2 separate regions of the Homo sapiens genome follow, and region 1 is linked to region 2. A link is a contact called in ENCODE Hi-C or POLR2A ChIA-PET data. All regions are on one chromosome and are shown on one strand. Each heading gives the region's core, a stretch centred on a gene start or an enhancer-like site at or near the end of the contact. The rest is flanking DNA. Distances are from core to core; before and after follow the strand shown. Region 1 holds the start of LINC01825 (long intergenic non-protein coding RNA 1825). Region 2 overlaps LOC105376755 (a long non-coding RNA gene).

Evidence for each region. A loop is a pair of places that touch in the nucleus more often than their neighbours do. ChIA-PET counts read pairs that join two places held with the same protein, here RNA polymerase II (POLR2A). Pooled maps may share reads with other maps.
Region 1: a loop to region 2 is called in a map of MCF 10A, with 3 times the contacts of the local background. The contact joins the promoter of LINC01825 here to the enhancer-like site in region 2. A Hi-C loop is called at or near these places in 1 of 168 maps with a recorded cell type or tissue (MCF 10A), 2 of 37 single-sample maps with no recorded cell type and 8 of 50 pooled maps. POLR2A ChIA-PET finds 5 or more read pairs at or near these places in 2 of 52 experiments (PC-9 and activated CD4-positive, alpha-beta T cell).

Annotation. Positions count from the first base shown.
Region 1 is chr2:195,529,105-195,535,468 of GRCh38, reverse strand. LINC01825 (long intergenic non-protein coding RNA 1825) reads right to left here and starts at 2,505. Exons shown (of 3, transcript NR_186609.1): 1 at 2,226-2,505. RefSeq lists an enhancer at 1,306-1,355.
Region 2 is chr2:195,316,652-195,323,169 of GRCh38, reverse strand. All of the region lies in intron 1 of LOC105376755 (a long non-coding RNA gene), which reads left to right. Among named protein-coding and RNA genes, the nearest start is that of LINC01825, 210 kb to the left of the region's middle. Within about 2 kb of position 3,934, at least 3 of the 41 ENCODE cell types and tissues checked have a DNase peak (open chromatin) inside an H3K27ac peak, as active enhancers do.

The sequences.
Region 1 (6,364 bases), core at 1,256-3,755, 210 kb before region 2:
TTCTAAACAGGAGAGACCTCCTGACAGTATGTATCCCTTATCTGATCTGCCCAACATTTGCTTAGAGAAGTGACAGACACTGACCTTTTAGTCCTCGTTGCATATAGCCATAAGGATAATCTTTATGACTTTAAAAAAAGATGGTCAATTCCAATTGAAGCAGACATTATATCAGATGATTTACATACTTACCTAATTTATCATTATAACATTCTGCAGAGATATAATTTATCTCCATTTTATGTTTTTTCCCAAGGTTATACGTTTTGTAAGGGAAGTAGAATGTGAACCTATGACTTCTTCAAAGAAGCTTCTTCCAAGTTCCTTCTCTGAGTATATGACACTGCCTTGCTCTTAACAAACAAACAAACAGATACTTCATTCCATTTCATTCATCAAAATTCAACTAAAAAATTACCTACTGATGTGTTACTCTATGCCCAGCCCAGTGGTACAGTTCTAAGCATCTTAAAACCTTGTTATGGAGTCTTAATATCTTTATGTTTTAGCTTGTGCCATTTTAGGGAAAGTTATAATTTACATTGTTCAGAGCTACTCCCTGGCATATCTTCAAGACTTAATAAAGATTTTGTGGAGGTGGGAAGATGGAAAGATAAAAAAACAATCAAGGCCAAAGAAAGACCTCCATGCATAAGATCATTGGCTCTGTATAAATGGAATAAAAAGCATGAGATGGCCTGTATTTTATTAGGATAACACACTTGAGGTAATATCAAGTTCTAAGCCAAAACCTTACAGTGTAACTTTTAGAAATTCTTGTATCACTGCGAAGTAATTTAGGACCAGAGCAGGGGTGGCTAAATACAGCCTGCAGGCCAGATTAAGCCCACAGGGATATTTTGTCCACACTCAGCTCCCACTGAGAACAAGCAACAACCTTCAGCTGTGGGCGGACGCTGACTCACAGACTGTGTTGCTACTCAGAGCCTTGCCAGCACCAACTAGCTCCAGAGAGATGGGATAGGGCAGTGTCAATCTGGCCTCCAAGGCCCTTTCTGGCTATTATCCCCTGGGACTTGATGATTCAGTACTGCCACAGATCCTGGATTTGTTGGCTAAGCACACCCATGGAGAGAGGCATGGGAGAATGGAAAGGTAGCTGTAGCAGAGAGAGGAGAGTAGCAGTGGTGCCTTAGAGGATGCTTCCTCTTCCTTTGCAGGATTTCAGTCTCATGAGAGTGACCCTTCTGTGTGTCGATGAGTCGCCAGGGAGGGGTTTGCGAATGCTGGGTACAAGTTTACCTGCTGACTGCTGCCCCTTTCAGCAACCTGTTGCCAGTCATTTGTTAGGAACCACTGTGATCTCTTGTAGCTGAATCAGACACCCACAAGAGACCACAGATACGCCTTGCTCTGCCACGTAGTGGGAAAGAATGTCTCTCTTCTATTTTGAGTTACACTTAGATTTTTTGCTCGTGGACTCTTTCCCCCCTGTGACTTAGACATGAAAACTTGTGGAGCTGGCATGGGGACAAAGCAGACATGACATTGGACTCAGAGACACCACTCTCCTCTAGTGGCCAAATCTTTGTGTCTGACTTCTTGTTCTGATAGGATGAGCTATTTTCCTTTCTTCTTTTCTTTTCTTTTTTGTATTTTTTGCTTTCAGCCAACTCACAGCAGGATGAATTCTTTTCTAAGGGACTCATGGTTGTTCACACAAAATGACCTGTGGATAACCAAGCTACTAGCTTGCCAGGCATATCTATATTTGTTGGAACCTCGGGAGTGGGCACAATTTAACACAAATGGAAATTTGAATACACAAGTTATTAATGAAATGTCAAATCTACCCTTTACTGTCCTTGACTCTATAAGATGTAAATAATTAGAATTCTAAGATTTGCCTGTAATCTGGGAAATTTATTTTAGAAAAATCTCTCTGAATATGACATAACATGGAGTCAAATGTCAAGGGAGAGAAAAAAATGGCATAGATGATATGGGAAGAATGGTAGGATAAAACATTTCAAAGAAATATTTTTAACCCCTTCTGGCTTAAGAGGAAAATTACATTTTTGCAAAATAGTCACAACATGATGCACTGATATTTTGTAAATAAACTGTAACTTTAAATTTAGTTTTAGAAAAACCAGTGTGGACAACAGAAAACTTCGACTTATATAAAACTATAAAAGAATGTTATACTATGTTAAACTATAAAAGAAAACCAATTGTAATACAGTATGGAGAAGACTACATACCTAATTGTATCAGTCTCTTTTCACTTTCATTTTCAAGGTTATCACCCTTCAGTGAAGATAAACACTACTAAAAGCTTGTCAGCTCTTTTTGAGACAGGATAAAGGATTTGTTTCTTTGCCTGTCTCAAGGAGATAGATGTGGACTTCAGTGTCCTTCTATAAAGCAGTCGAAGAGCCTAAACAAGATGAAGTGGCAGCATGTTGATGGAGTATATTCGAAGGTGACAAGCAGCCTTGCAGACAGTTCTGCAAACAAGACTTCAGAGAGCTCTTACGATAGGAAAAAAAAAAAGTGCCCTTCCAAGGTTAGAAGTTAGGAATGCATTGTGCCTTTAAGAAGGCCAGCCCACAGATGAGGACGTGGAGTTTTCTTTTGCCTGAAGGGCATTTTCTTTTTAAAAATGATAGACATATCCTAAACATTAATTTAGAGTTTTCAGAGAATGAAATAGGCTTCAGAATTTTTTTTTTAAAGATTAGAATCGGAGAGTTCTTTTACAGGAAATACCACAATTTACAATTTCTTTGGCAAAGTGTGAACTGGGTAGCTCTTTGAACATTAGAGATGGTTAGAGCTGTGAAAGTTTTAAGATATTATCTGGTCCAATTGCTTCTTTTAAGAGAATAGAAAGGTGAGACCCAGAGAGTGTTAAATAACTTGGAGTAAAAGGTAAAAGGGATAGTGTGTAGGCAGGACCAGACTAATATTTTTATTTCTGGTCTTGTAAGTTTCATTGAATCATTCTGTGCAATACTGAATATACACTATGTCATGCAAAATTACAGAACTCTGTGTGTGTGTGTGTGTGTGTGTGTGTGTATGTGTGTGTGAGATAGAGAGACAGAGAGAAAGAGAGAGAGACTAATCAATAAGCCTGTTTGGCTACCATGTAGTGGCTGCCATTTTTTCCTTCTGTTTGGGCTCCCCGATGGGTAGTACTTTTGTGGGACATTCTCTCCTAAAAACACATGGCCACCATTTTCTCTATATACTTCATTGGAGCCCTCAAGGTGCTAATAGTGTCCTGTGAACTGGGGGAAATTACCTCTACACTTCTGCTCCTTTTTGTCTTAAACTCTGTTTGAATGCTCTATGGGTAGACTTTTAACATTTTTTTATAATGTAAAGTTTTTGGTATTAGCTGTCATGGAGCATAAGACTAATTTGATTTCCTCCCACTCTTCTATTACTGTAATTTCCATGGCTCAGTGGCTTCTGGCATCCATACAATGGACAGTTGGCAGGAATTAGAGTGACGTGGGGGACTGCTTGTTGCTTACTGCTTGAGTAACTTTTATTATTTCCAGTGGGTGCAAAAGAAATCAAAGGGCTATAGCTATATATGCATTTTTTTCCTTGGGTAAATTTGGGCCTCTAGGGGAGTCAAGAGTCTTGGCAAGAAATCTATCTTGACTGGCCAGCGATTGATACAAGAGTGGGTTAGGGAAAAAACCTGTGCTATTCTCTTCACTTCTCCTGCCATGTGATCCTGAGCAAGCAACTTAATTCCTTAAAAATGTACTTTTGTCATTTGTGATACAGGAATGATAAGAGTAGCTCCCTCAAAGGTCTGTTTTGGATAAAAAAAGACTGCATTAAGACATCTTGTATCACACTGCCTCAATAAACATTGTTATCAGTGTTCCCTACTATTCCTTTCAGCAGGCAAAAAGACTGGCAAGGATTAGGGGTTGCAGGGAAAATATTTGCAAATAACATACAATAAAAAACTTAAATCCAGAATGTATAGAGAACTCTTACAAAAATAAGAAAACAAATGGCCCAGTTCAAAAATGGGCAAAGATTTAAGTAGACACATCATCGAAGAAGGTATGAAAATGGCAAATAAAGATGCTCATTAATCACTGGGAAATGCAAATTTAAATGCAGTGAGATAGCACTACATACCAAGTAGAAAGGCAATAATCAAAAAGACGTAATATCAAGTGTTGTGAAGGATGTGGAGGAACTTGAACTTTCTTCAGTGCTGGAGGGAATGTAAAATGTGAACTGGAAGGCAATTTGGCAGTTTCTTAAAAGTCAAAAATATAGTTTCCTAGAATCCACCCAAAAGAAATGAAAATATAAGTCCACAAATTCTTGTATGTAAAGATTCATAGCTATATTATTCAAAATAGCCAAATAAGAAGTGTTAAAAAAATCTAAATGTCCCTTAATTCATGAATGGATAAACAAAATGTGATATATCCATTTTGCTGAATTCTACTGAGCAATAAAAAGGAATAAATTATTAATACATGCAGCAACATGGATGAATCTCAAAAACATTATGCAAAGTGAAAGGAGCCAAGCACAAGAACTACATGTGTTAAGATTCCATTTATATGAAATTTCTACAGAAAGCAAAACTATTGCCCAGAAAAGCAGATCAATAGTTATGTAGGTATGGGTATTGTAGTTGGGACTGATGGCAGATGGGCACAGAGAAACTTTCTGTGGTGACAGAAGTGTTGTAAAACTGAACTGTGGTGGTAGATGCACAAGTGTACACATTTATTAAAATTCATTGAACTGTATACAGAAAATGGATACATTTTATAATATGTAAATGGTACCCAAATAAAACTGTTAAAATATATTTGAACAGGGGATACAATGGTCACTGGTTGACTTTTAGCTTCCTAGTATGCCTTTCACTGTTATTTTGGTAATAGCAGTGTAATCTTTTCCTCATTGACGAAAGCCAAGGGAAGGGCGGTTAGTACTCTCTGTTTGGAAGAAGGGAAAATCTTACTTCAAACTTTCTTAAGAAATAAAGAAGAGGATTAAGTTGTTGGCAGTATTTCAAGCCTTCCGTGGGGGAATAAGGGAAGTCCCACTGGCTATGATTGGTCTACCTTGGGTCCTGCGCCTTTCCTTGAACCACCCATGGTTTCTAGGGAAATATGGTTTAAATGACTGGTCAAGAGTAAGTCACGTGCCACTTTTGGCAACTTCACCAGAAACTGACCAACTTTGGGTTTTCTTTCTTTGGAGAGAGGTTGAGTCCTTTGTCAATTTTATTGGCAATACTTACAAAATGTTGGATAGGGACATTTTGGATCTATAATGTAAAGAAGGATGATGTATGAGGATATCAGGAAGCCAAAGGGCTGGACCAGGGTGGACGTTCCTTGTTTTCAGCTGCCTAACATCCATTCCAACTTTTGGTATTGCCAAATTTCTTTTTTCAAGGAATAGCCTCTCTCCATTTTGAAAAATGGGGTGAGGTGGGGCATATGATTGCAGTTAAATTAATCAGATGCTTGTTCCATTAACATGAAACCTGAGTAGATTACAGACAAGACTAAAATTAATTTGAACAAATTCATTCAAGGGAGGGTGTATCCTGGTGACTCCTGGAGCTCCTTTGGATCTGTTGTTCAACATTCCCATCAGTTCACTATTGCAAATATTTCTAACAAATTTACCTAAACAAGACAGACTTAATGAACAAATAACAGGCATTATTAAACTAGCAATTCTTTTGTTAACAATATGAACAAAATAGATAATTGATGAATTTGTATGTTGGGAACTCCACTTTGGTATTTATTTATTTAGAGACGGAATCTCACTCTGTCACCCAGGCTGGAGTGCAGTGGCACGGTCTCGGCTCACTGCAACCTCTGCCTCCTGGGTTCAAGCAATTCTCTGCCTCAGCCTCCCAAGTAGCTGGAATTACAGGCACCCGCCACCACGCCTGGCTAATTTTTTGTATTTTAATAGAGATGGGGTTTCACTATCTTGGCCAGGCTGGTCTTGAACTCCTGACTTTGTGATCCACCCGCCTCGGCCTCTCAAAGTGCTGGGATTACAGGCGTGAGCCACCACACCTGGCCCTGGTTTTTAGTTCTCTACCACATTTGTGTTTGTCATTCATGAGCATATGTGAAAATGTATACCTGCATGAAGATGCATTTATCATAGGTAAGGAGTGTGAATTTCAAGACAGTAAAGGGTGATAGTGAGAGTATCAGCCTGCAGTGTGAACCCTTTATACAATCTATATATTGTGAGGCTAGAAACACGGCTTGGAAGTGTAGTTTTAAAGAATATGATTTCTAGAGATATGGAAGCAGAATAATAATAATAATAATTCGTTCTTTGAAAAATGAAAAGTTAGATATGTGAGTTT
Region 2 (6,518 bases), core at 2,685-5,184:
ACTCACATCTTCTGTGATTTTTTTTTTTTTTTTTTTTTTTGCTATAATGCAGTGAATGAATTTCAGCCATCATTTACTGAAATCTGTTGCCTGGGGGCTTAGAACATTCTTTATATTTAGCAAGCAGGAAAACTAAAATCGTGGCATATGAATAATGAAACAGACATATGTACTCCCTCTGGTGAAGTGGAAATAAATACTGTACACCTTTACAAATATTAGTTTATTTGTCCATTTTACTTCTATCCATAGGATTATTTTGCATTCTTTTTCAATGAAAATGACTAGAAAGTGTTCACAGTTGATAAATACATTTTCAGAAATACTAAGGCTTATATTGCATTAGTAAAATATTTTTGTTCTTTATAATTTTATATAGTTTTTAAATTAAAAAAGCATATAATAGGTGGTAAGTGCTAATGATGGTAATCAGGCATCTGGAGCGGAGGAATAGTTAAAATTAAAGCTTCCTTTCCTACTCAGAAAGTGACCTAGAAACGGCTTTCAGTGCCTTAGGATATTTGGCCTTGCCAGCCTTAGGGAGGGTTGAGAGGTGCAGGTTGTCTCTGAAGTTTGTCTTTATGTTCTATTAACAAGTCTCAACCTCGAGGCTGTGTCTGATTTATGGGCTTGGCTTGGTTCCACCCCTCACAGAGGTGGACTAGGGAAGCAAAGGCAGCAGCCAGGCTATCCGTCACCCAGAAGCTAACTGTAACCAGCTGATTTAGATTCTCTGCCTTGCTTGCTTTTCCTGAACTGTTCTTCATTATCATGATTCTGGTGCTCACATTATCTGAGACGGCAGGCTTTCCAATATTTTTATTTAATTTTTTTCAGTTTGTACCTCTTCTGACTGGGGTAGTTTACTTGATAGTGTTTAAATTCAGTTTTTTTGGAATACTGTGATTATGACTTTATGAATATATTAGGGATAAACATGCTTCTGTATAGTCTTCTTAATATTTAAATGTTTGAAGATAAGGGATGAATTTGGAAACTGAATTTCTCTCTCAGGTTTATTTATTCTTATTGTCAATTGTTAGCTACTCAGGAATGGCTTTAAGCCAGAGCAGTTAATTCTTTTCTTACCTTGGTGAAAGTGGGATCCAAGACTTTCAAGAGTCAGCTGAAAGGGTGATGCTGCACATTCTATCACTGGAGAGGGGAGAAAGCAGCCTTTTAAACTATTCCTGCACTCAACAGTTTAGTTATCATTATTTTATTGAGAAGAATAACCAGAGCTTAGCCACACTCAAATATAAAAGTACTACTGGCTATGTGTTAAGTGTGTTAGTACATTATTTCATTTAATGCTTTAATTTCATTATTTCATTATTCCCATTTTTACATGTGGGGGTTCTGAAGCTCAGAAAGGGTCATTTATCTGCCAAAAAGTCACATAGCTTGTAAGCAGTAGAACCAATACTTGGGCCTCATGGACTCTGTAATGCATGCTCTCAACTACTGTGGTGATTAATAATAGCGCCCAAAGACAAAAATAAAGGAGTTAAAGCATTGTATCATTTTTTTCATGAGTTGTTCTAGCTCCATTACACAATGACTGTTTTAGAAACTGATCAGAAAATATGCCCTTAAATGATTCTAAAAATCCTTTTTTAAATTACATTTTAACTCTCAACTTGGAGAATATATAATAATCACTGGTGTTTTACAGTTACCAACGATGAGGCAGCAGTTGTGGTGATTATGAATTATTGCCTTAACCAATTTATTTTGCTGTATTTTTCTTTTTATATACGCAATAGACTAATATGTTAAAAAAGATCTCTGTCAAAGTAAGACTAAATGGCTCTTAGAATAAATGTAAACTATTTTTAAATTATGGGAAAGCAACTTGTCACAATTTAATTGTCAGTGATTTTCTCCTATTGGAACATAAAATAGTGTGTTTAATAACACTTTAGATTCAATAAAGTACAATATGCATTATGCCCATACAATGTCCATGCAAATCTATTAAGTAAAAAAGCACCAGTGCGACATTTCTCATTGTGCCTACTACATTGTAAATTTCTTGCCAACTGGATCATCTTTATATCCCAATATCACCCAGTGTAGTGCATGCAAGTGACAGATACTGAATAAATCTCTGTTGAATGAAACATGTAATGAGACTGATTTTCTTATATTCCCAGAAAGAGAAATTTAAAACAAGAGTTCCAAAAATATTTTACCAAGTGTCAGCATCATTATAATTATTGTAGAACTTCCTGTGATAATGACCTTGCTCAAAATATCATGCTAATTTTAATGTATTTATCATAAGGAGCAATGGCCTCCTAGAAAGAGCACAGTTTAGGAAGTTAGAAGATTTTAATTTTGATCTTGGCACCACCTTCCTATGACATCTTAGGTAAGTCATTTAACCACATCCTGAACTATAAGGATAATAATTAACAGCTCTCACAGCTATTGTACATGGTCAAAGTCATTGTGACTGTAAGTGAAATTATAAATGCAAAATCATTCTGAAAGCTTTAGAAAATGCTCACAAATATAATGCATTATTATAAATAAAATTGTCTTGATTTAGAGAGCTTGAAGTTTCCAACAGAGCTAATCAGAACCAAGGGACCCCAGCTTGTTACGATTATCATTAGGACAGGACTGGTCTAGTCATTTTCTTCTTGGCACTGTTCTTGGCAGGGTAGATGCTCAGTACATGTTTGTTTAATGAGGGGATACATGAATACAGAAGCAGAACTAATAACTGTAATAGATTTAGAGGACTATCTATGGACTTTATTTTCACAAAATTGCACAGTCCTTTGAAAAGGAAGTTGGGATAATGAGAATACCTTATTTCCCCTCAATGTGGAGCTGGGATTAAATGTCAGCATTGCTGGGATTATGCAATACATACTAAAAAAAATTACCCTTTTGCCCCTGATCTGATATTCTTGAAATATCTGGACAGAAACAACATTTTGTATAATAAAAAAAGTTTTGTCTGGAAACTGCAGGTTTCCATACCAGTAGTCACTATGTAGCTAATAAGATTTGGAAATTGGATTCTTATTAATACAGTTATGCTCCACATAATGACATTTCAGTCAACAATAGACCACATATCTGTTGGTGGTCCTACAGATTATAATGGAGCTGAAAAATTCCTATCACCTAGTCATGTCATAGGCATCATAATGTCATGGTGAAATGCATTACTCACATGTTTGCGGTAATGGTGGTATAAACAAATTTACTGTGCTGCCAGTCATATAAAATATAGCATATAGAATTGTGTATAGTACATAATACTTGACAATGTTAGTAAGCAACTATGTTACTGGTTTATGTATTTACTGTACTATACTTTTATTGTTAGAGTGTACTCCTTCTACTTATAAAAAATTTAACTGTAAAACAGCCTCAGACAGGTTCTTCAGGAAGTATTCCAGAGGAAGGCACTGTTATCATAGGAGATGATATAACAGCTCCATGCCTGCTATTGCTCCTGAAGACCTTCCACTGGGACAAGACATGGAGGGGAAAGACAGTGATGTTCATGATCCTTAGGTTAATATGTGTGTTTGTGTCTTAATTTTTAACAGAAATTTTTACAAAGTAAGTAAAAATAAAAACTTTTAAAAATAGAAAAAGCTTATAGAATAAGAATATAAAGAAAAAATACTTTTGTGTAGCTATACAATATGTGTGTAAGCTAAGTGTTATTACAAGAGTCAAAAAGTAAAAAAAAAATTGAAAAGTTTGTAAACAGTTCCAGTAAGCCAAGGTTAATTTATTATTGAAGAAAGAAAGAATTTAAAATAAATTTAGTGTAGCCTAAGCATACAGTGTTTCTAAAGCCTGTAGTTGTGTACACGAATGTCCTAGGGCTCACATTCCATTACTAACACATTCCGTTCCTCACTAACCATTCACTCATTGACTCACGCAGGGCACCTCCCAATCCTGCAAACTCCATTCATGGTAAGTGCCCTATAGAGGTGTGCTTTATAAAAAAACCTTTTATACTTTATTTTCTGTACCTTTACTGTTTAGATATTTTTAAATACAGAAGCACTTACCATTGTGTTACAATTGCCTTCTGTACAGTAACATACTGTTCAGGTTTGTAGCTTAGGAGCAATAGGCTATACCACATGGCCTAGGTGTGTAGCATACTATAGTATCCAGGTTTGTATAAATACACGCTATGATGTTCCCACAAAGATAAAATTGCTTAATGATGAATTTCTCAGAATGTATCCCCATTGTTAAGCAATGCATGACTGTCCTTTTTACAAATACTGCAGATAGAACTTTCATGTTTAAAAAATGTATCATAGCAAATTTGCTCATCAATCTAGCAAAATGTGCTTTTTTACTGAGATATAACTTGAACATTGAAATTAAATGTTTTAAATCATGTGAGTAATCCTGTCTCTCTTAAGAATGTCAGCACAATTAACAAAGGTAAAGTATATTTTTTCTGAAGGAAAATAGAATTGATTTATGAATATCATGCTGCCGCTTGGTGGCACTCTTTACTCATTTAAAGCAACTGTGACACCCAGAGAAAAAATGTGTTGGTAATAAAGCAAAGTGACAATCCAGGGAGAATTTCAATAGTCTAATTTTAGACATAGCATTCAGGTGTTTTGGTATTCTGATAGCTTGGATCAGGTGGTTTCTAGAGCTTGCCAGTGCACTGGAGGTCTAAGGGATGTCACTCAGGTTATGAAATGTATCAGGTTTGCATATAATGATATTTTTACTCTCCAAAATTTGGCATATTCGATTTACCTCTTTGATTTTCTTTTGTCTCCATTTTGGAGGACATGGTTTTTAAAGCCTGACGAGTGTATAGAGAGAAAATACATAATGAGTTATTTTCCATAACTTGGAAATAAGAAATAACTTGGATCAGTAAAAATTCTACAAAGTAATCTATAACAACCTTTTGATTGCTAGGTGGCTGAGCCTTATTTACAAATGAGATTTAGAAAAAGGTAAGGAACAGCTGTCATGAGCCAATTTATTCATTGAAGAGCATTTTTTAGGAAGTACAAATTGGGGTAAATGCACACATATAATGCCGAGTGGAGCAGGGTTGTTAAATCAGTCTGAATGCAAAATGTTAATAATGGCATCCTGGCCAACTGTCACTTTTTCACATGACCAGCCACCATTCCAAAGGTTTAATTTGACATCAATCATTTTAATAGAACATTAGAAAAGAAATTATATTAGAATATTGTCAGTGGGATATATGGGACTAGAATTTCCAACTCAGTCTATCTTGTTCTTGCTATGTATAAAAATACTCAATACTAACCATTTTTCAGCATTTGGAGTAGGAGGTAGAAAACATTAAAGACCCATGCCTATCTTCATTACAATCACAGAGTCTGGGCAACAGTCCCAGCCTCCAGCATAAAGAAGCTCCCAGAGTGTAGCGCATTAGTGAGTATAGTTCACCTTTATCAGCTGTGGCATCAATCACATTCTGATTAGTTATATTGGGTCCCCACCTAAGCCACTCAATTATGAAAATCTGTCCAAGGCAGAACTAGCACGCCATTGCATTTGAAATCCACTCAGACAATCACATCGATGCTAAGATTCTATGTCTCTCATTTTAGCAGACAAATTTCATTGAGAAGCAGCCACATATGTTTTGGACATGGTTTCTCCAAGTATACTCTGAGAACAAATGTGTTTCCAAAATACCCAGATGATGGTTAAAATGCAGATTTCTTGGCCCTTCTAAAGAATGGGAGTTAGCATAGAGCATCACCATTTTCAGGAAACTCTCTGAGTGATTCTCATGCTTACTACAGTTTGAGAACTACTGTTTGGTGAGGAACAACTCCTGTGACTATGTAAACATCAGACATAATTTCTTGACCATGCAGTATGTGTTTGCCACTGTTCATCTTAACAGTGAGTATGTTTCTAATTTTAGTAACTCTTTCAAGTTCTTTGGAACAAGGGTCTTGGATTTAAAACTATGGTGTATATCAAATATCACAGAACTAGAGTAGCTTAGAATTAAACTACGGAGGAATATTCTGATTGAATTTTTGATTTACCAGAAGTATACTGTTTTCACAAAATATCCAGGGATAATCGTTAGAGATGGTGCTTTCCCAGGAAAACTAACATTTGTTGATTATCTACTCTGCGGCAGATTCTTTATATTGCAATATTCCAATTACTCCAAAATGGTCTTATTTGATTTCCTGTTTATCTATTACATGAAATGATGTGAACATGTCATCATTTGAAGCTGGTAAAGGTTAATAGGGATTTCTTGCTCACTGTTAATCAGGTTCTCTCAGGGACATTTGAGTTATTATTGTTAAGATACACTTTGAAGGCTCTTAAGGATCTCTGCACCATTTTTAGCTGTCTTTTTTTATTTTGAAAATCTTGTATCATATGTATTTTTAGATACTTTTACAGTCCTTGCTTTTATCTTATCTTTCATTCTGAGCTCACAGTAACTTATGGCTTTGAGCCAAAATGTTCAATCATATACTTCCTTTTTAGAG